Regions from separate parts of the Mus musculus genome. Here regions 1 and 3 are each linked to region 2. A link is a loop called in an ENCODE intact Hi-C map of the cell type or tissue named here. Cell type or tissue: heart. All regions are shown on one strand. Links, peaks and the distances in the headings refer to the core of each region. The heading gives the core; the rest is flanking DNA. Region 1 overlaps Lrrk1 (leucine-rich repeat kinase 1). Region 2 holds the start of Gm33442 (a long non-coding RNA gene). Region 3 has its middle 55 kb from the start of Gm33442.

The links. Hi-C counts contacts between places; a loop is a spot of excess contacts. Peaks named below come from ENCODE experiments on the same cell type or tissue, not always from the same donor. Only the 100,000 strongest peaks of a DNase experiment are listed, where the experiment ranks them.
Region 1: a loop joins it to region 2, with 4 times the contacts of the local background. A loop is called at or near these places in 9 of 42 quality-filtered maps.
Region 3: it touches region 2 in a loop (2.8-fold over the local background); 8 of 42 quality-filtered maps call a loop at or near these places.

The regions. Positions count from the first base shown.
Region 1 is chr7:66,298,474-66,304,646 of GRCm38, reverse strand. It overlaps Lrrk1 (leucine-rich repeat kinase 1), which reads left to right. Exons shown (of 34, transcript NM_146191.3): 11 at 1,880-1,992; 12 at 3,709-3,785. Among named protein-coding and RNA genes, the nearest start is that of Gm45989, 20 kb to the right of the region's middle. In heart, for the core only: a CTCF peak has its summit at 3,747 (motif pointing right); a DNase peak (open chromatin) is centred at 3,750.
Region 2 is chr7:66,246,555-66,252,727 of GRCm38, reverse strand. Gm33442 (a long non-coding RNA gene) reads right to left here and starts at 105. Exons shown (of 4, transcript XR_003946791.1): 1 at 1-105. In heart, for the core only: a CTCF peak has its summit at 2,476; DNase peaks (open chromatin) are centred at 2,457 and 4,847; H3K27ac peaks cover 3,144 bases.
Region 3 is chr7:66,194,171-66,200,343 of GRCm38, reverse strand. No RefSeq gene overlaps it. Among named protein-coding and RNA genes, the nearest start is that of Gm33442, 55 kb to the left of the region's middle. In heart, for the core only: no CTCF peak of the experiment used is centred there; DNase peaks (open chromatin) are centred at 813, 3,083, 3,643 and 5,713; H3K4me3 peaks cover 861 bases; H3K27ac peaks cover 4,783 bases.

The DNA.
Region 1 (6,173 bases), core at 829-5,828, 52 kb before region 2:
GCCAGAGATGGACTCCATCTGGCCTCCAGAGATTCCCACGGAGCGCCACCACTCTAAGGAGAGACTTTGTGTCCTGAGCACTGGACCACTGCCTTCTAAGAGTCTTCAGGCAGGCTGTAAGACCCTGTGAGACCCAGAGCAAGGGATTGCTAACTGTTCACCAAAAGCATTAGGGCACTCCCTGTAGGGCCTGGTGGTGACTCACAGACCACATTGCCTGGGAAATGAGACCATGTTTAAACACCCAGGTGCAGCCCCTAGCAATCGCAGACAAGCTGCTCAGATCATCCAGAAGGCCAAAAGACAGCAAGCATCCCTTCAACATGCGTATCGCAGAAAAGAAGGGCTATCAAGTCATAGGCTCCCCTAAGCAAGCATGGGACGAAGGAAGAAACCCACTTGTATTCATGGCTAGGTGAAATTAAAGCGCTGTTGAATGAGAACCCTTGTCACTGGTGCCCACAGTGGCTAACTGGCCACGCCTTCTTACCATTTTACCACTTCCCTATTCTGAGGCTATCCCTCACACCAGCGCCTCGCAGTATAGCTTAGCCAGCAAAGAGGGATGGAGACGCGTTGAATCTCAACACTATGTTCTGTAAAATTCCTGTTTTCCCCTGGTCTCTTTCTTCATATTGGGAACTGAGCAGAGGTCTTCACATCCCAGCCCAGGCCCTGGGCTAATCACTCGGGGAAGCTTTTATAGAAATGCAGAGGGTGGCAACCATTCTGGCCATGGTGACTCATGGCATCAACAAGGGAAACCGAAACACACAGGGGGCTTAATGCGGTACAGCTATGTGGTGGGTCTCTTGGGCCACATAGATTGTAGGTGGATCTGTGTTCATGTCACCAAGAAAAGTGAAGGTGTGTCTCTGCTGCTCTCATTAAGGAAAGACATCTTCCAAGGGAATAGCCCCACCCCCACCCCGTAGGCCTGCATACAGCAAAGCGTGTGGATGAATTGTGTGTGTGGAGATCCCAAGGGGTCCAAACTGTACAACTGAGGTCACTCAGTGGGCCTGAATACGGCAAGGCACACAGGGATGAGTTCCCTATGTGCGGACCCCAGGGAGCCCATCCTCGGCTTCTGAGGACATGTGGCTAAGGCAGATCAGGTCACCCATTGTCTTGTCTCTCTGGGCACCGCCCAAGGAGGAAGTACCCAGTGGTGCTCTGTGTACTCCAGGCAGACACCACTAACCACGACTCTTAAGAATCTTTGGTCTCAGACCCTGATATAGCTGTCTCCTGTGAGGCTTTGCCAGTACCTGGCAAATACAGAAGTGGATACTCACAGTCATCTATTGGATGGAACACAGGGCCCCCAATGGAGGAGCTAGAGAAAGTACCCAAGAGCTGAAGGGGCCTGCAATCCTATGGGTGAAACAACAATATGAACTAACCAGTACCCCCAGAGCACGTGTCTCTAGCTGCATATGTAGCAGAAGATGGCCTAGTCGGCCATCATTGGGAAGAGAGGACCCTTGGTCTAGCAAACCTTATATGCCCTAGTACAGGGGAAAGCCAGGGCCAAGAAGTGGGAGTGAGTGGGTAGGGGAGCAGTGCGTGGGTGGGGGATGTTTAGGAAACTTTTGGGATAGCATTTGAAATGTAAATGAAGAAAATATACAAGAAAAAAAAAAGAATCTTTGGTCTCAGGCCTTTATAGTCCCTCTAGTCTACAGTTCTCATTGACCTTGAGGAAAAGTCTAAATGCATTGTTCATCTCTGCTTGAGAGGATCTGGGGAGTTTCCTAAGTAGAAGTAGGCTGGGATTGTTTGGCTGTACATTGACAGGGAGCCTGCCAACCGTCATGACAACTTTTCCCTTTCCATGTGTAACATCATCTTTCCCCCTCTCTCCTCCCTCTTTCAGGCCCTCATGTTCTTGAGGTTACAGGGAAACCAGCTGTTGTCGCTGCCACCTCAAGAGAAGTGGACCTGCACCCAACTCAAGACCCTGGACCTCTCCAGAAACCAGCTCGGCAAGTAAGCAGTGGGCCTCTTTACCTCTGGTGTATATAGAACCACAGATGATATGTGTTGGACAGCACCAGAGCCAAGCTGCTGTATCCCACTTAGGGTGGATGAAATACTCCTATAAAACAGTTGCTCAGCAATATGAAGGCTGCAGATCTGAGACCAGGGTGCCTCCTGAGACCTCCCTCCTTGACTTGTTAAAGATCAAGGCTGTTATGGGGCTTGCCTTTAATTCTAGCACTCAGGAGGCAGATCAGGTGGATCTCTGAGTTCAAGGCCAGCCTGGTCTACAGATGGAGTTCTAGGACAGCCAGGGCTACACAGAGGAATCCTGTCCTAAAAAACAAACAAGAAAGTGGCCATCCACATATATCTCCATGATCTTTCTCTTTACGGTTGTTGTTGTTGTTGTTGTTGTTGTTGTTGTTGTTGTTGTTGTTTGGACACCATCTATATTAGAGTAGGGAGCATTCTAAAGAGCTCATGCCAACATAACCACTTTCTTAAAGACCCTAATTCATGAATGACCTTATTCAGAAATGCTTGGAATCAGAAGGTTTTCAAATTTTAGATGTCTCTGGGATTTTTGAAGTATTTGGATGTATCCCGGACATCCCGAGATGGGACCCAAAGCTAAATACAGACTAGTGTGTGTGTGTCACAGGCCCCCAACAGCATTTTTAGCATGCCTGAGTTTTAACTGTGACATGGCTCTGAGGTCAGGTCTGGAATGTTCTCCTTTGAACACCACACCAGCACTCACAGGGTTAGTCTTTGGGAGGCATCTGGATTCTAAACTTTTGGATTAAGGGTACTACTGTGTGACTACTATTCTCCTGGGGAGAAAAGACCAAACATGTTTCCCTGTATGGGACACTTGATGACAGAGCACAGATACAGTCCCACCAAGTCTGGCTTGAAGAAGTGACGACTGTGTTGGGGTTACTTTCGGGACTCAGGGTGAGTCAGAGGCACCCCAAGCATAGGTGCCAACCCACAAAAGCTGCATCCTGCCTACCTTAGCTCCACCCATAGTCAACTCTTACCCAGCAACGGGGGTTCCTTGTATAGCCTGCAGGGATTGAGGGTTTGTGAATGATAGAATTTTCCCAAGCTTCCTGAGACGTAGGAGTTTCTCTTTTCCCTCCAGGAAGAGGGAATAGGTACACCACAGAGTATTCCAATACGTATTCCCAGCTCCAAAATCCTGAGAGAAGGATTCCAGGCGACATCATACAGCCCTCGAGCGGGACCTTCCAGCTGTAATTGTTGCAGACTCCTGAACATCCTGTCTCTCACTTCAGCCTAGACTAGAAGTCTATAAATTCTTTACCAGCTACTAATGTGTTCATAGGTGGAATAAAATGTATCCATCCAATGATAGATGAATGGGTTGAAAATGAGCCCTGGAGAGCCCTGCCCCTTGGGGTCACTGGCTGATGGTTACTCTGTAATCGCTAAATAGAACACATACCCAAAGCACCTGCTTGAAGCTAGAAAGCCTGAGAATGTGATAATGACTGTGACCACTAGATTATCCTTCCTAATGGCTTCTTCCAGAAGGCCCCCGAGTTCCCTCATACAAACTGCAGGAAGGCCCAAGCACATGCTGATAGAATTTACTGCCTTCTCTGTGGTTCTATGTGATGTAGTCAGAGCTAGTATACTCCAAGTCTTTGTCATGCTTGGCCTCAAATTTCTGAGTGTTCTCTTTCCCCTCCACAGAAATGAAGATGGGCTTAAAACAAAGAGGATCTCCCTGTTCACCACCAGAGGGCGCCAGCGTTCTGGAACTGAGACAGGTGTGTGCTGGGCTGGGGAGACCATGAGATCCTCCTGTCTTGTATCCAAGTCGTTATGTTGAGCTTTGCCTTTCCTTTCCCGGTTGAAATGTCAGAGATGTTCATGGTCAGCTGAAAGGTCTGTCAGTGTAAATGGTGACTGTTAACCGTGTGTGTGTGTGTGTGTGTGTGTGTGTGTGTGTGTGTCTGTGTGTGTCTGTGTGTGTGTGTGTGTGTGTGTGTCTGTGTGTCTGTGTGTGTCTGTGTCTGTGTCTGTGTGTGTGTGTCTGTGTGTGTGTGTGTGTCTGTGTGTGTGTGTGTGTGTGTGTGTGTGTGTGTGTGTGTGTCTGTGTGTGTGCGTGCCTATGGCCCTAACTCCCCATCTGGAGCCCAGCAATGCTAATAGCTAACTGCCTAAACTGTAGACACAGGAGTCTCAGTCCACACGTAAAGTAGGAAATGTCATCTATGTTGCATATGAGAAAACCAAGTGCAAAACGCAGATCAGAGACAATTGGCATTTGCATCACCTCAGACTGATAGTTGTTTGTGTTAACAACATAGAAAGTCCCCTCTGCTAAGAAATGTACAATTAGTTCTCGGGTGCAGTCATCCTGCTGAGCTATAGAACACGAGAGGTTTTCTTCCAGGCTATCCAGGGGGCACCCCAGCACCCACCATCCACCCCCTCTGCCCCCATTACCCCTGCATCTCCCTGGGTTCCACTAACCACTATTCTAGCCTCTACCTCTGTCAGATCAACTTTTGATCAAATCTGAGACTCTAAAGCCAACTACACCTTCAGAATGTCCATCGGGACAAGAGCATAAAACAAGGGCGAATGTGTAGGCCATTTTAAACAGACTAGCTCCCTTCTCTGCCTTGAAGGAGTGAATGTGAGCAGAACAGGTTCTGAGAGGTGAGGCTGAGAAATGCCACAGAGGCCAAGATGAGTTTGCAAGAAGTGAACGCCATAGGCCATACCCATGCTGCACTCTGTGGGCTGCAGTGTGTGTGTGTGTCTGTGTGTGCACATGCATACACGTGTTTACATGCATGTCTATATATGTATACACACAGTGAACTTCTTGATCAGTCATGTATGTAGGTTTAATATGAACAAGAAATACTGGTGGAAGAAAATTCAAAAATAGATATGAGTAAATGCAGTCTACCCTACAGTATCTGTGAAATCAACATCTGTGAGATCAAACAACTGCTGACAGGAAAGTCACATTCGTACCAAACCTGCACACTTTTCTCTAGTCCCTAAACAGCACAGTATAATAGCTGTTCCCGCAACATCCACAGGCTCAGACAACACAAGGTATCTAGAAACGATTTGAAGGCTAAGCAGGATGTGTGTGGGTTCTTGCATGGATTTTGGTGGCTGTTGTAGAGGGGGCATTCTGGAACCAGCTCCTCAGAGTTCCTGAGAGATAACTATGTACAAATTTAATATATGGCAAAGTAATTACAATGCCAAGCATATGACATTGTAATTTAGTAAAGAAGACTTGTTTTAGCAAATAGTGTTGGTGTGATCAGCTATGAGGGATCACAGTGCTAGTGACCCTGCCTGATGCAGGTGATAGCAATGCCCATGTGGACAGCAGGCTTGCATTTAAAAAATAAATAAATAACACTTTAGAAGACATGGGTGTAGTCTGGGGCTGGAAAAAAAAAACCTTTAAAAGCTGACTGGGAAATATTTTTCATTTTATTTTATTTGTATATATGGTCTCACACTTTAGCCTAGGCTAGCCTAGAAACTCACTCTGGAGTCTCAGTGTCAATTGTCCTGCCTCAGCCTCCCATGTGCTGAGATTATAGGTGGCCTAAATATTGGCTTTGCAAAAAACTAGCAAACTTTATTATGCAAAAGACATTACAGACAAAGGCTTAAAACAGACATTCTGAGAATCACTTCCCATAGAAATCACTGTGGCACAGATTGGCACACAAGTCCCTAATATGCCAAGAGTGCTTCTAATTTGTGTGTGTGTGTGTGTGTGTGTGTGTGTGTGTGGTCATGATAACCTCATAAGAAAAAAAATGGCAACAAAAAATAAAGTTTGGAAAAATAGATCCAAACATCCAGTAGACAGATGCAAATATATACTGTCATGCTAATAGGAAAGTGCAGTTTATGAATTTTCATAATAGGGCCTTTTTGTTTTGTTTTGTTTTGTTTTGTTTTCTGGATGCAAGTATAGGACCCAAGGCCCAAGGCACGCTAGGCAAGTAGCCCACTAAGCCATCCTTCAGCGAAGCTGGTCCCTCTATAGATGAAGGCCCCTCAGCCTTGGGAAGTTGAGTGCAGATATAGGGGATCTCACTTGGAAACAAAGAGAAACAAACACCATCTTCTCCCCAGTGCGAAGCAGGGCAGAGGACAGGGGCATGGGC
Region 2 (6,173 bases), core at 532-5,531:
CAGAGCAGATCTCCCTCAGCACAGAAGCTAGAGCTGCCCACCACACTCCTCCTCAGAAGGGCATCCTCTGAGGGGTACTGGGTTCTGTGTAGGGTGAAGCAATCCCATGTAGAACCACCACCCCTCTAACTTCAAGGACCATACCAGCCAGCCCTTCTCACACAGGACAGCCTCTGCCCAGATCTGCAGGGGAAACAGGAGGAGAGAGCAGGGGTGAAGTGGAAGAGACCAGAAAATGCCTCCTCCTCTTGAGGTCACTGCACTCTCAGATCAAGGCAGCCAGACAGTAAAGGCCTGTGAGCTCTCTATCTGAGTTGTAGTGATAAAAGTAGTTTGTTTTAAAGAGCTATTTGTTTTTATTTTATGTATACGCCCACAGACCAATCTGGTGAGAGAGTTTTCTCACTTAAGGCTCCCTCTTCCCAAAGGATTCTGGCTTGCATCATGTTGACATAAAACTAGCCAGCCCATCCAGGTGTCCGCAGAGGCCAGAAGAAGGTGTCAGATCCCTTGGAACTGAATTTACAGACAGTAAGAAGACCCTGAGTGTACACACACACACACACACACACACACACACACACACGTGTGCACACACATGCATATTTTCTCTCTCTTCCTCTCTCTTTCTCTCTTTCTCTCTCTCTCTCTTTCTCTCTCTCTCTCTCTTCCCCCCCCCTCTCCTTCCCTCCTTCCCTCTCTTTCTCCTTCACTCTTTCCCTCTGTCCCTGTCACCATTCCTCACATACAAGGCAAGCATGATGTCTTCTGTATTCCTGGGGACAAGTCATGATGTTACAGGTAGCCCACCAGTGATGAACACTCAAAGTTCATGGCCTATTCAAAGTCTTAATTCTGGCCAGTTGGGACCACACCACAAAACATGAAGTTTTTAAAGGCAGAGACCTTGTCCAGGCATCTCACTTGCAGCAGCAGCAGCAGCAGGGCCTTCGAATTGTGAGCAGTTTGAAGCAAGGAGTTTGGAGAGAAGCTAAAGTAGGTGGTTTGCCAGCCTGGTGGCAGGAGGAGGGGGGAGGCCCACACAAATAGGCAGGTAAGATGAACGGTTAGCTGGAGAAGGTTCCTCACAAACAAGCAGTCTTTTTTTTTTAAATTTTTATTATATATTTTCTTCATTTACATTTCAAATGCTATCCCGAAAGTCCCCTATACCCCCCCCACCCTGCTCCCCTACCCACTCACTCCCACTTCTTGGCCCTGGCGTTCCCCTGTACTGGGGCATATAAAGTTTGCTAGACCAAGGGGCCTCTCTTCCCAATGATGGCCAACTAGGCCATCTTCTGATTCATATGCAGCTAGAGTCAAGAGCTCTGGGGTACTGGTTAGTTCATAATGTTGTTCCACCTATAGGGTTGCAGACCCCTTCAACTCCTTGGGTACTTTCTCTAGCTCCTCCATTGGGGGCCCTGTGTTCCATCCAATAGCTGACTGTGAGCATCCACTTCTGTATTTGCCAGGCACTGGCATAGCCTCACAAGAGACAGCTCTATCAGGGTCTTTTCAGCAAAATCTTGCTGGCATATGCAATAGTGTCTGCGACAAACAAGCAGTCTTTTTGGGGGGGGGCGGTCGAGACAGGGTTTCTCTGTGTAGTCCTGGCTGTCCTGGAACTCACTCTGTAGACCAGGCTGGCCTTGAACTCAGAAATCTGCCTGCCTCTGCCTCTGGGATTAAAAGCATGCACCAACACGCCCAGCCAAACAAGCAGCCTTAACAAAGGCTAAGTTAGCTAGCATACCCTGACCTTCAGTTTCTAGACTACAGTTGGGTAGTTTTCCAAGGGACGCTCCATCAAGGAGATAGGATTCTAATTAGACCTGGAATCAGCCTCAGCCAGAAGACAAGATGGCGGAGCCTCTGTGCTGCTTTGCCCCGTCACAATGGAGGGAAGAAACTTTGATCCAGAGACTAGGCTATGTGGGTTTTTCTGCCTCAGCTCCTGCACATGGCTGCTCCTATCAGAGGGACCCCAGGCAACGAGGCTCTGTAGAGAAACACCATTGCTCCAAAAGGCACGGGCTGTGGACAAGATTGCACCAAGGCTTCCCTTACTCCCCAGGCCTCAGGAAGGGGACACACTGAAGCTACAGCCTGGAACTAGGAGGAAGAGTTCCCAAATGCCAGAGACACAGAACGATGAGGCCTCAATGGAGGTCAGGGCTTCCTTATGGCCAAGTAAACATGCCACGCTTCCAACTGGACCCCGTCGTGAAAGCTCTCCTGAGCTCTTAGCCGACTGTGATAGGAGCTCAGGGAAATAGTACAGCCTCCCCCCAGCAGTGACCAACACGGTGACCATGATGGCCAGCAGGTGGACTTGGCCAATAAACAAGATGTGCTTCCCTGGGGCCTAGTAGGGAGGAAGGCCGTAGGTGCCAGCCTCCTCAGCCTGGTCCTCCCAACATCAGCCCTGCTCTTCCCTTGGTCAGTTCTCTGGAGCAGTTTCCTCTCCAGAATCCAGGGGGCGCCCGTATGCAACAGCCCAGCCTGTCTCAGCTGTGCAACCTATCTAAACAGGATAGAGCCAGCTAAGAAATGTTTAACTCTGGATTTGTGGCTCCTCTAAGAAGGGTCTGTGGACTTCATGAGTTGACTTTACCACGTGTGAACTCTTCTGGGGAAGAAGGAAACCTTGTGACTATGTGCGGAGTAGGTGATCAGGCAAACAAGGAACCAGAAAAGCCCTGCGTGCCTGGGGGCCAGATTATGGGGGAGACGACATGGAACTTTCTACTTGGTGTTTTGCATTCCATGTGCAATAAGGAAAATGTTAAATGTGTCTTGGCTTTTTCATATCACAGGCTTCTGCAGTCTGTCTCCCTCTCTCCTCCCCACTCTGTCCCTATAGTCTATCTCCTTCCCACCTCCTCTGTGTATGTGTGTGTGTGGGGGGGAGTATATGTCTGTCTTTCTGTCTGTGTCTGTCTGTCTACCTATCTGTCTGTCTCTCTGTGTGTGTCTGTCTCTGTCTCTCTGTATATGTGTGTGTGTGTACCTGTCTGTCTCTATGTATGTCTGGCGGTGCCTTTCTCTCTCTCTCTCTCTCTCTCTCTCTCCACGTGTGTCTGTCTGTCTCTGTCTGTCTGTGTGTCTGTCTCTCGTGCTCTCTGTGTGTGTGGTATATGTCTGTCTGTCTGCCTATCTGTCTGCCTGTGTGTGTTTTGTGTCTGTCTGTCTCTGACTTTGCCTGTCTCTCTGTATGTGTGTGTACCTGCCTGTCTCTGTCTCTGTCTCTGTCTCTCTCTCTCTCTCTCACACACACACACACACTCACATACACACTCACAGAGAGAGAGAGAGAGAGAGAGAGAGAGAGAGAGAGAGAGAGAGTGTATGTGTGAGTTTCCAGACAGAACTCCAGAACTCGCTCCTAGAAGTGCAGGAGCACCAATCCCCATAGCTCACCTCCTTGCTTTGCTTTCTTCATCAAAGCTCCTTAGGACATCTCAGCCCACATGGAAAGCAGCAGGTGTGTCTGTATGTCACTCTCATGGCAGCCACGTGGAAATTACCCTGCCACTGAGAACCAGGCCCTCAGCAAGCAGGGATGGAATAGTAAGCAGCTCTGTCCCTAAGCCCCTAAGTCACACATACAAAAGGGAGGCTCCTGGATTCTCTGCAGACCCCATATAGCCTGACTCCAGGAGGGGGCTCTGCCTGGATTACCTCATCCCAGAACCACACACTGAGATCCAAGACAAAAGTCCCAAAGTCATAGAGAGACGCAGGCTGGCCAGGCTAAAATACTCCATTCAGCTCCATGGTCCTTAGAGCTCCAATTTACCCCGAGCTTACCCAGCAATGGTGCAAGAGAAGTGGAAGAGCCCACCCTGTGCTCCAGGGGCGTGTAGAGAGCCTCCCCAGCAGCCTCTAAGGTGAGAAGAAGGCCAAAGAAAGGCTAGGCCAGGCCTGTCTGTCCATGTCTGAGGCCAACTGAGAAGGGAGCCCAAAGAGCAATGCTGACTCCCACAGATTCCCCTACCCCACCATGCCTCTGTCTAGAGACAGATCTCTGTATATTCCCACTTTGGGCTTGTAACTTTCCCATAACCCACAGAATATGGTATAAATGAAGGGGTATGACTCTAAAATTCAGTCAGAAAAGGCAGTGGGGCAGGTACTCCCCTCTGAAGCTCTAAGACCCCAAACAGGTAGTCTGGCTAGGCTGAGGCCACCACCCTGAGAGGAAACACTCACCACAGAGAGGCCACATGAGGTGAGAGGGACCACCCACCACAGAGAGGGGCATGGAGGCATCTGGTCCCAGATAAGAGCCAGCACCAGGAGGTAGGATAAACACAGATGGAGACATCTTCAGAACATTCTACTCAGGACTTCTCAGCCACAGCCAGGTTATGGGCTGAGACTTCACATGTTACATGGCAGGGGTTAGTCACTCCTACTCTGTCCAAGTCCCAGGCCCACAGAAACACAGTACAGAAAGAGTTGTCACACACTAAGTTCTGGGATACAGACAACAGAGGCGTTCAGAAGGCCAATCAACTTTCTACTTTCATAGATGTTCTAGAGAACTGAGAAGCCAAGGGTTATGATGGTCATGCCTATTTAGCAGGTAAGGACCTAGGCCTAGAGTCTTGAGTACTGTGTCTTGGGGACAAGTGTATCCCGGAGCCAGCACAGTTCAGGCACAGGAAACCATGAGCAGCAGGCCCTGCCTCACAAAGCTACTACTCTGTCCTCTCAGAGGGGCACTGGCAAGTTTGCCAGCTGAGCTGGAGGCTGGATTTGCCAGGCTGTGTTCAATGCATCTGGACCCAATGGATGAATGGGAATCTTGAGTCACAGGTTACTACGGCAACCACCAAGCCCCAGGAGAGCCAAGTGCAGACTACTGAGCTATGAGCTGGTGAACTTGGAGTGAAATTCACCTTGGCTTTGCCACTTGGTTCCGGCCCAGGCTGTTGCTGGGACTCTCTTCTCCATCGGCCACTTTGATACTTTGGGAGTAGACAAATGGAAGTTTCCAGGAAAAAGGAAAGGATGTCAGGCAATCTCTCTGGCTGTGGGGGTGGGGCTGGCAGGATGCTATGCAATCTGGGCAAGGCTCCCAGCTCCGGGGTCCAAATGGCCAGCAGTGGCCAAGGCCATGGTGGTCAGCCACTTCTCTCATTGGTCACTAGACTATCTGTTTTCAGGCAAGAGCCCCTGGGAAGCCGCAACACAGGCGCTTTTATTCTAGCTGCTGAGATGCCAGCCAGGGGACAAAGGGGCAGGAGAGGCCCCTGAGGTGTGGGTTTGTCCTCTCAGAAAGTGGGGCCGGAAACAACCTTCACCTACCCCTATCCACACTGTGCACATGGGAAACAAAGGCCCAGAGAAGCCGCCAGCCCGAAATGTGTCGTTGCCAGGGGCAACCTGACCACAGCGCTGACCAGCCTGGGAAAAAGCTGTTATTCTCAGCGGGGGTGGGTGGGTGTTTGTTTTGTTTTGTTTTGTTTTATTTTTTTTTTTTTTATAAAACGTTGGGTCAGATCAGATTTTTAAAATGCTGCTCCAGGACGTGGTGTTGCCTGAACACCACGTGAAAAGGCCGATCCTGGCAGAAAGGGTTCATGGATCCACTTGGAGAAAAACTCTCACAAACTGCGAGACACTGGCATGGGACTCCTATATCACTAACAGCGAGTCTGTCTGTCCTGTCTGTGTCTGGGTTTGGTCTGTGCTGCTGGTGGATGAACATGGAAACCCCCCCACACACACACACACACTCCTAGCTCGCAGGAGAGACCAGAATGCAGCTCACCTTTGACCTGCACCAGGCCAGCTGTGCCAGGGGTACATGAATGCAGTGCCAGGCAGGCGTGGCAAAAGTATGAGAGAGCATGGGCAGCCGTGCAGAACAGATCAACGGATAAGCAGTGAGTTCAATCACACAGGGCAACTGGCAGGCATGAGCTAAGGCCTCCTGCTCCTGCCCCTAAATTCTGAAAAATGCACGAAAAAAAAACATTTAAGGAAAGAAATTCTGGATTCTGAAGATCATCCCCATTGCCTGAGCAACAGTCTACAGACTGTCCTTACTAAAGTCTGTCTCTAACCCGGTTTTCTTCGGCTCGGAGATGTGGGAGCCGGGGTTTTGAGGGATCAGTAGGAGCTCACCAAATTAGGGCTCGGGCTGGAGAGATGGCTCA
Region 3 (6,173 bases), core at 737-5,736, 53 kb after region 2:
AGCACTTGCTTTGTTTAGTCATCTTGACACACACATGTTGTCCTAACGAAGAACCACTCCTGGTTGGGAAAGACCTCAGGGCCAGAGGAATGGAAGACCTTCTTGTGTGTGAGCCTTAGGCTGGAAAAGGCTACTCTTAAAAAGTGTGTGTGTGTGTGTGTGTGTGTGTGTGTGTGTGTGTGTGTGTGTGTGTGTGAAACCAAACGCATCTTTTAGTAACACATTTCCAAACTAGGTCCGTTGATACTTAGACCATCACACTCTCAAAGGATCCCAAATTCACCAACAGGAAGCTGTGTGACACCCCCCCCCAGAAGGCCTACACCTCATAGGTGATTACAGAAAATAACACACAAGTGGAACTAGGGGTGTAGCTCAGTGCAAGAGCCCTTGCCTACAAGAGGCATAGGACCACACTGAGTTCTATCTGGAGCACAGAGAGAAAGTGGGAAGTGGGTAGGAGTGTGTGTGTGGGAGGGGGTGTGTGTGCAAAGAAGAACTCCTAGAGGCAGGATCAACTCGATGTAGCCAGCAATGGCTGCCCGGACCCTCCAGGAGCTGAGCAGGCCCTGGGAGCTCTGGAGCTGTTCCTTGCTGGCCAATCTGCAACCACGGGCAAGGCACATGCTGCCCTCCTGTCCTCACGTCCTGCCCTTGTGGAGGCTACCATTTCATTTTTTACCTCTGACCTAGGGTGTTGGAGCACACAGCTGACCTCTGTGGGTGGGGCCTGCCACATAGCCTGATCAAGGCAGCAGAATCAGCCTGACCACTTGCCTTGAGAGACACTGCCTTCTCTGCACATGGGAGACCAGGCCTGGCAAGTGCTGACTCACAAGGGGGTGGACTGTGTGGCAGACTGCCTGCAGCCATCCAGGCCTTCTCCCTTTCAGGCTGACGGAAGCCCTGTGGGGAAGGAAGCTAAATGTGCCTGTCTCCAATTCTCATTTCTCAATTAGAAGCCCCATGGCCCTCGCCCAACCAGTGAAATACAGGTGAAAGGCTCTGAGGAGAGACTCTCGTCTAAATACAGGCTCAGCACTTTGCTGGAAAAAAGACCGTCTTTGTTCTCCTGCCTCCTTCTCCCTCCCTCTTCTTCCTGCCTGGAGAGGCAATGTGATGATGGTGATGGAGGGGCTGTCTTTTGACTGTGTGATATGAAGGAATGATGGCTGCCAGCCTGAGGCAGCCAGCAGGCTGAGGAGAGTTAAAGAGGTGTGAGATGGTGGGGCATAGAGGGAGGGCCTGGCTGGGAAAGTCAGGGGTGCCTGACTCTCAAAGAATCAAGGTAGAAGGTACTGAGAAAGAGAGGCCCATGGCCCATGGGAACAGAGAGGACACGGAGATGGGAAAGTCCTTTATTGTTATTTTTAAATTATCATTTATTTGGGGAGGCTGGTGGATGCGTGCATGCATACTTCAGTGCGTGTGTGGAAGTTAGAGGGCGGCTCTCAGGACTAGACGTCTCTCTCCTTCTACCAGGTGGGCCTGAGGATCAAACGGAGCCCACCGGGCTTGAGAGCAAGCAGCTTTACCCACTGAGCCATCTCGCCGGCCCCAAAGTCCTCTACTCATTATTTGAAATAGGGGAAACCATCATCGTGGAGAGTCACAGAGCAAAACACCACACACAGGAAATTCTTCCCATCTTGTTAAGTGGGCGAAACATGAAACCGAAATTTAAGTCGGCCTTGAATTTGCATGATGTCAGTAAATATTAGGCTCCTTATTTGGCCGGGCAGGTTGGGTTTTCGTAAATAGGGATGTGGGCCTGAAGATGGTGTGTTCTCAGGCAGCCCTCTGGAACTCAGAGGGAGTCCCCAGGGGAAACCAAACACAATAGCGCCTACTTCATCATCAATGTTACACACGATCAGTTTCAGCTAAAGAATATTAAACAGAAGATTCCAATTTTTTCTTTGCAAATAGTGTTCATTACAGTCTTTTTTTTACTTATTATTTTTTTTATTAGTAATCATTATTGTTCATCTCTACCTGTGCCTAACTTTGAAATTAAACTCCATTATAGGTATATATATATATATATATATATATATATATATATATATATATGTGCTGAGTGCACAGGCTCCTGACCATCTGTGGTTTCAGACCTCTCGCAGGGGGTGAGTGGGGACTGCTGAACTCAGTCTGGAACCCCAGGGCCTTCTGACAACATGACAGAACTGAGAACAGAGCCTCAGACAGCTCAACCGGAGAAGCCCAGTGGGCAGCTGAGGGCTGGGAGAGTGGGCAGGAGGCACAGAACCACAGCTCTGGGAGGATGCTGGCTCTACATTCAGGATAACACTTACAGAACTAAAGGGCATGAGGGAGAGGTGAGGACTAGGGAGGGAAGCTCACATCCCCTCTGCACCCCAGATGGCCAGAGAGGTCATAGCCGCTGTTGTCCTTGAATGGGATGGAGCTTGGAAGTCCTCAGCGTCTTCAGGGCTTATGCTTCCGTGTCACAGACACCGCACCCAAGGCTTACAGAGCTAGAGCCATTGGCCAGAGCTAGCTTCAGTGTGATCCACATCTATTGGCTTTGGAGCCCCCACTCTACCTCCAGCTTCTTTGGCACCCATGAATTTCTTAAGGTGGCACCAGCATGCAGCCATCACTCCACAATGCTGAGAGGCTCTGGGATGTGGTCATGTGACCCTTGGGTGCTGGAGCTAGCTCATCATAGCTTGACTCTCAGTTCTCATTGATTGTGTGACCTGAGGTCATTTTTCAGCCTCTATGGATGTGTACTTTGGTTTCCTCCTCTATTTTTTTTTAAGCATGAAGGGAGTAGCCTCTTCCCCACAGCTCAGAGTTAAGCAGTACAGTCTAAGGATGGGCGCTGCGATGTTATTTTGTCACTGTTGCTGGTGTGAAGATATGCGGTTTAGGGGACCAGCCTGGGAAAGCAGCTTGAACCTGCCCACTTGAGAAGCCCCAAACCTGATCTCTGACACCCCAGCTCTACCCCTTCCTGGAAGTGGCTTCTGTTTAGACTCTCTTTTCTGAAGGTTCAGGCACAGGCTTTTCTCAGCTCTGGTCCCCACACACCCTCCCACCCCAGAGGAAGCAAAACTACCCCTGGTCAAGTCCCAGGTGGGGCTTCCTCTGGGTGGATTCCAGGCCAGCCTCCACAGCGTTGGCTGCCTCTGCCTGAAGCCATGTGTGGGCCCAAGGGCTAGCAGGCTTCCTCCCCTGAGCCCTGTCTGTTCGGAGTGCACAGTGGTTGAATGGTGGGTGGGGTGCCTGCCCTGTCCGTCTATAGGTTGTGATCTAACTCCACTGCCAGTCTCTTGTCTAGGCTGGACCCAACTCTCCTGACCCCACTGGCTCCTGGTGGGTCCAGCTGGGCTGCACGGAGGTACACCCTTTGGGCTATGTCATAGGATGCTACAACCATTCCTACCTATCTATACCCAACAGTCTACAGCGGGGAGCCTTGGGATGGTGGAGATGAGGGGCCTCTGGGTAGTGGAACCTTTGGTTTTATTCCTCTCTCACAGAAAGGCAAGCTCTAAGACGACGAAGTCCCCGCCCTGCCCAGCCCTCCGACTTCCCCAGCCCCAAGTTGTACAACAGGCACTTGAACTGCCAGAAACAGTCCCCAGATAACCTTATCAGCCACCCAGCCACAGAGCCTCTCTGCCGCGCCAGCCACCCACAAAAATAGAGCTGCTGATTAGAACCTTCCAGAAACACAGACACTGGAGCCTTCCAAAAGCTGAAGAGACATCCTGGCGTGTTCTGAAGCCCTGCTCTATCTTAAAGCAGCACGAAATATTTATTCTGGGGGTCTTCAAATCAACTCTCAGGATTTGTGGAAGGAAATTTGCCAACTACCTTTTAAAAAACACCAAAAAAAGTATCCCTCTTCTTTAAGTTCTTTAACTACCACTTCTGATAGTATAGTTTAAAGAAATAATAGGATGGAAGGAAAAAAGTACTAGTTAAGGTTGTCCGCCCATGGATTCATCAGAGTTCCTAAGCTTAACCTGAAGATGACATCATGCCCAAAAATGGGAGGAGGAAGGGAGAAAGGGGGAGGGAGGGAGAAGAGGGGGGGATTGAAGGAGGAGAATCAAGGAAGAAAAGAAGGAAGGAAGTTAGGATAGGAAGGAGGATAGATTCATGGCAACCTACCCTACTGTGTCCCAGATAGCTCTTAGAGCGTTAGTGACAGGGCTTATGGAGAGATGACTGCATGGGTAAGAGGATTCACTGTGGAAGCATGGGAATTAAACACAGATGCCAGCAGCCACAGAAAAAGCTGAACATGGCTATGTGAACAGTGACAACCCCAGCCATGGAGGGTGTGGAAACAGAAGGAGTGAGTTTTCTGGCTGTCAATCTAGGTCCTGGCTTAGTTCAAGAGGACAAGGGGAGGTGATAGAGAAGGACACTTGTGCCCTCTTCTTCTGGCCTTCACACATGTACACATGTACATGAACATAAATATACTCTATCTCTCTCTCACAGACACATAGTTTTAAAATATTTATTTTAATTATCATGTGCATGAGAATTTGCATGTATACATATAGGCATGCATGTACGTGCACCATATGTGTTCACAGAACTCAGGGGCCAAAGGATGTTATATCCACCTGAAAAAGGAGTTACAGGTAGTTGTGAGTCACCATATAGGTGCTGGGTACCCAAGCACCCAGTGTTTTTAACTGCTGAGCCATCTCTCAACAACCGTGTGTGTGTGTGTGTGTGTGTGTGTGTGTGTGTGTGTGTGTGTGTCTATATTTGTGTATCTGTATGTCTCTGTGTGTCTAGATCTGTGCCTGTGCATCTGTCTGTGTCTGTGTGTATTTCTGTGTCTGTGGGGTCTGTGTATGTATGTGTCTATGTGCGTCTGTGCATGTGTGTGGATGGGTGCATCTGTGTCTGTGCATGTGTGTGCGTTCACAGCAGTCAGAGGAGGCCATCAAGTGTCTTGTGTGATCTTTATGTCTCATTCCCCTGAGTCAGGGTCTATCACTAAATGTATAGAGAGACTGGTATCCAGCAAGCCTCAGCCATCTCCGTTTCTGCTCCACAACACAGTCAGACCTGGATTTTTATTCAGATCCTGATGCTGCTGTAGTGCCCACTCCTGCTCGCTGAGCCATCTCTGTACCCCACTAACAGATTTTAAAAAGTGAAATCATGCCATTGACCAAGCAGAGCAAGTCTTCCCTCCTGCTCCCCCAGTTTTTTAGCAAAGGTCCCCATTTAGCCTGTGAAGACCATAGAGTCATAGGGACCAGGACTTTAGAGTCACAGTGGCTTGGGCACGCAAATGCCTGTGCTTGGGAGGCAGAGGCCAGGACATCTCTGAGGCCAGGCTGAGCGTGGGGTCATCCAGGTGCTTTACACACACACCCCACTTCCAAACTGGGCCACTGTGCCTACACTGAGCTGCACACAGGACCAGCCTTGTGGACCCTGAGGAAAACTCCTGCCCTATCCCCTGCCTCCCCGTTGGCCATAGCTCTTAGTAGAACCACTCCCTTGTGCATGATTCCCTTCAAAGACACAGCACAACCCCACCCCCACCCCCCAACTGACTCACCCACACCAGTGGCTCCCATGGGACCCTCTGGCCCTCTATGACACCTGGAGGCGGCTTCCTCTTCCTGAGGCGGGGGTGAAACCCCTCTAGGGAGAACACAGCTGCAAAAGAGCCACAGCAGACTACCAAGACACCAGGTCAATTGTCCCAGCTTACTCACCTTTCCCTACCTCCCCCTGGAAGCCTCTGGGGAGCAAGATTCCTTCACCTGCCTGCTTGGCCTCTGCCCCAACTGCCTGAGGGTGTGGGTGGAAGAGGATGCTGAGGCTGCTCTGGAGACCTGGACAGGAAGGAAGCTCCTGGCAAAGGATGCCTGGTCTCTTAAACTCACCTACCACCCAAGGTGCAGATCCTGATCCAAAGCAGGAGCTATGGGAGTGAGGACATGTGAAAAACAGTCTCCCTAACTCTGCCTGCTGTGTCCCTGGAGGGTGCCACCATTCTCCAAGCGGACATGAGAGAGAAGTAGGAGCTGAGGGGGTTCAAAGTAGAAGGACAGGAAGATGAGCACATGGGGGGGGGGGGGAGATGGAGAACCAAGTAGGAAGACGTGCATCAGTCACAGTGTCCTCTGTCGCCAGTGACAGAAACTGATTCAAACCAGTGC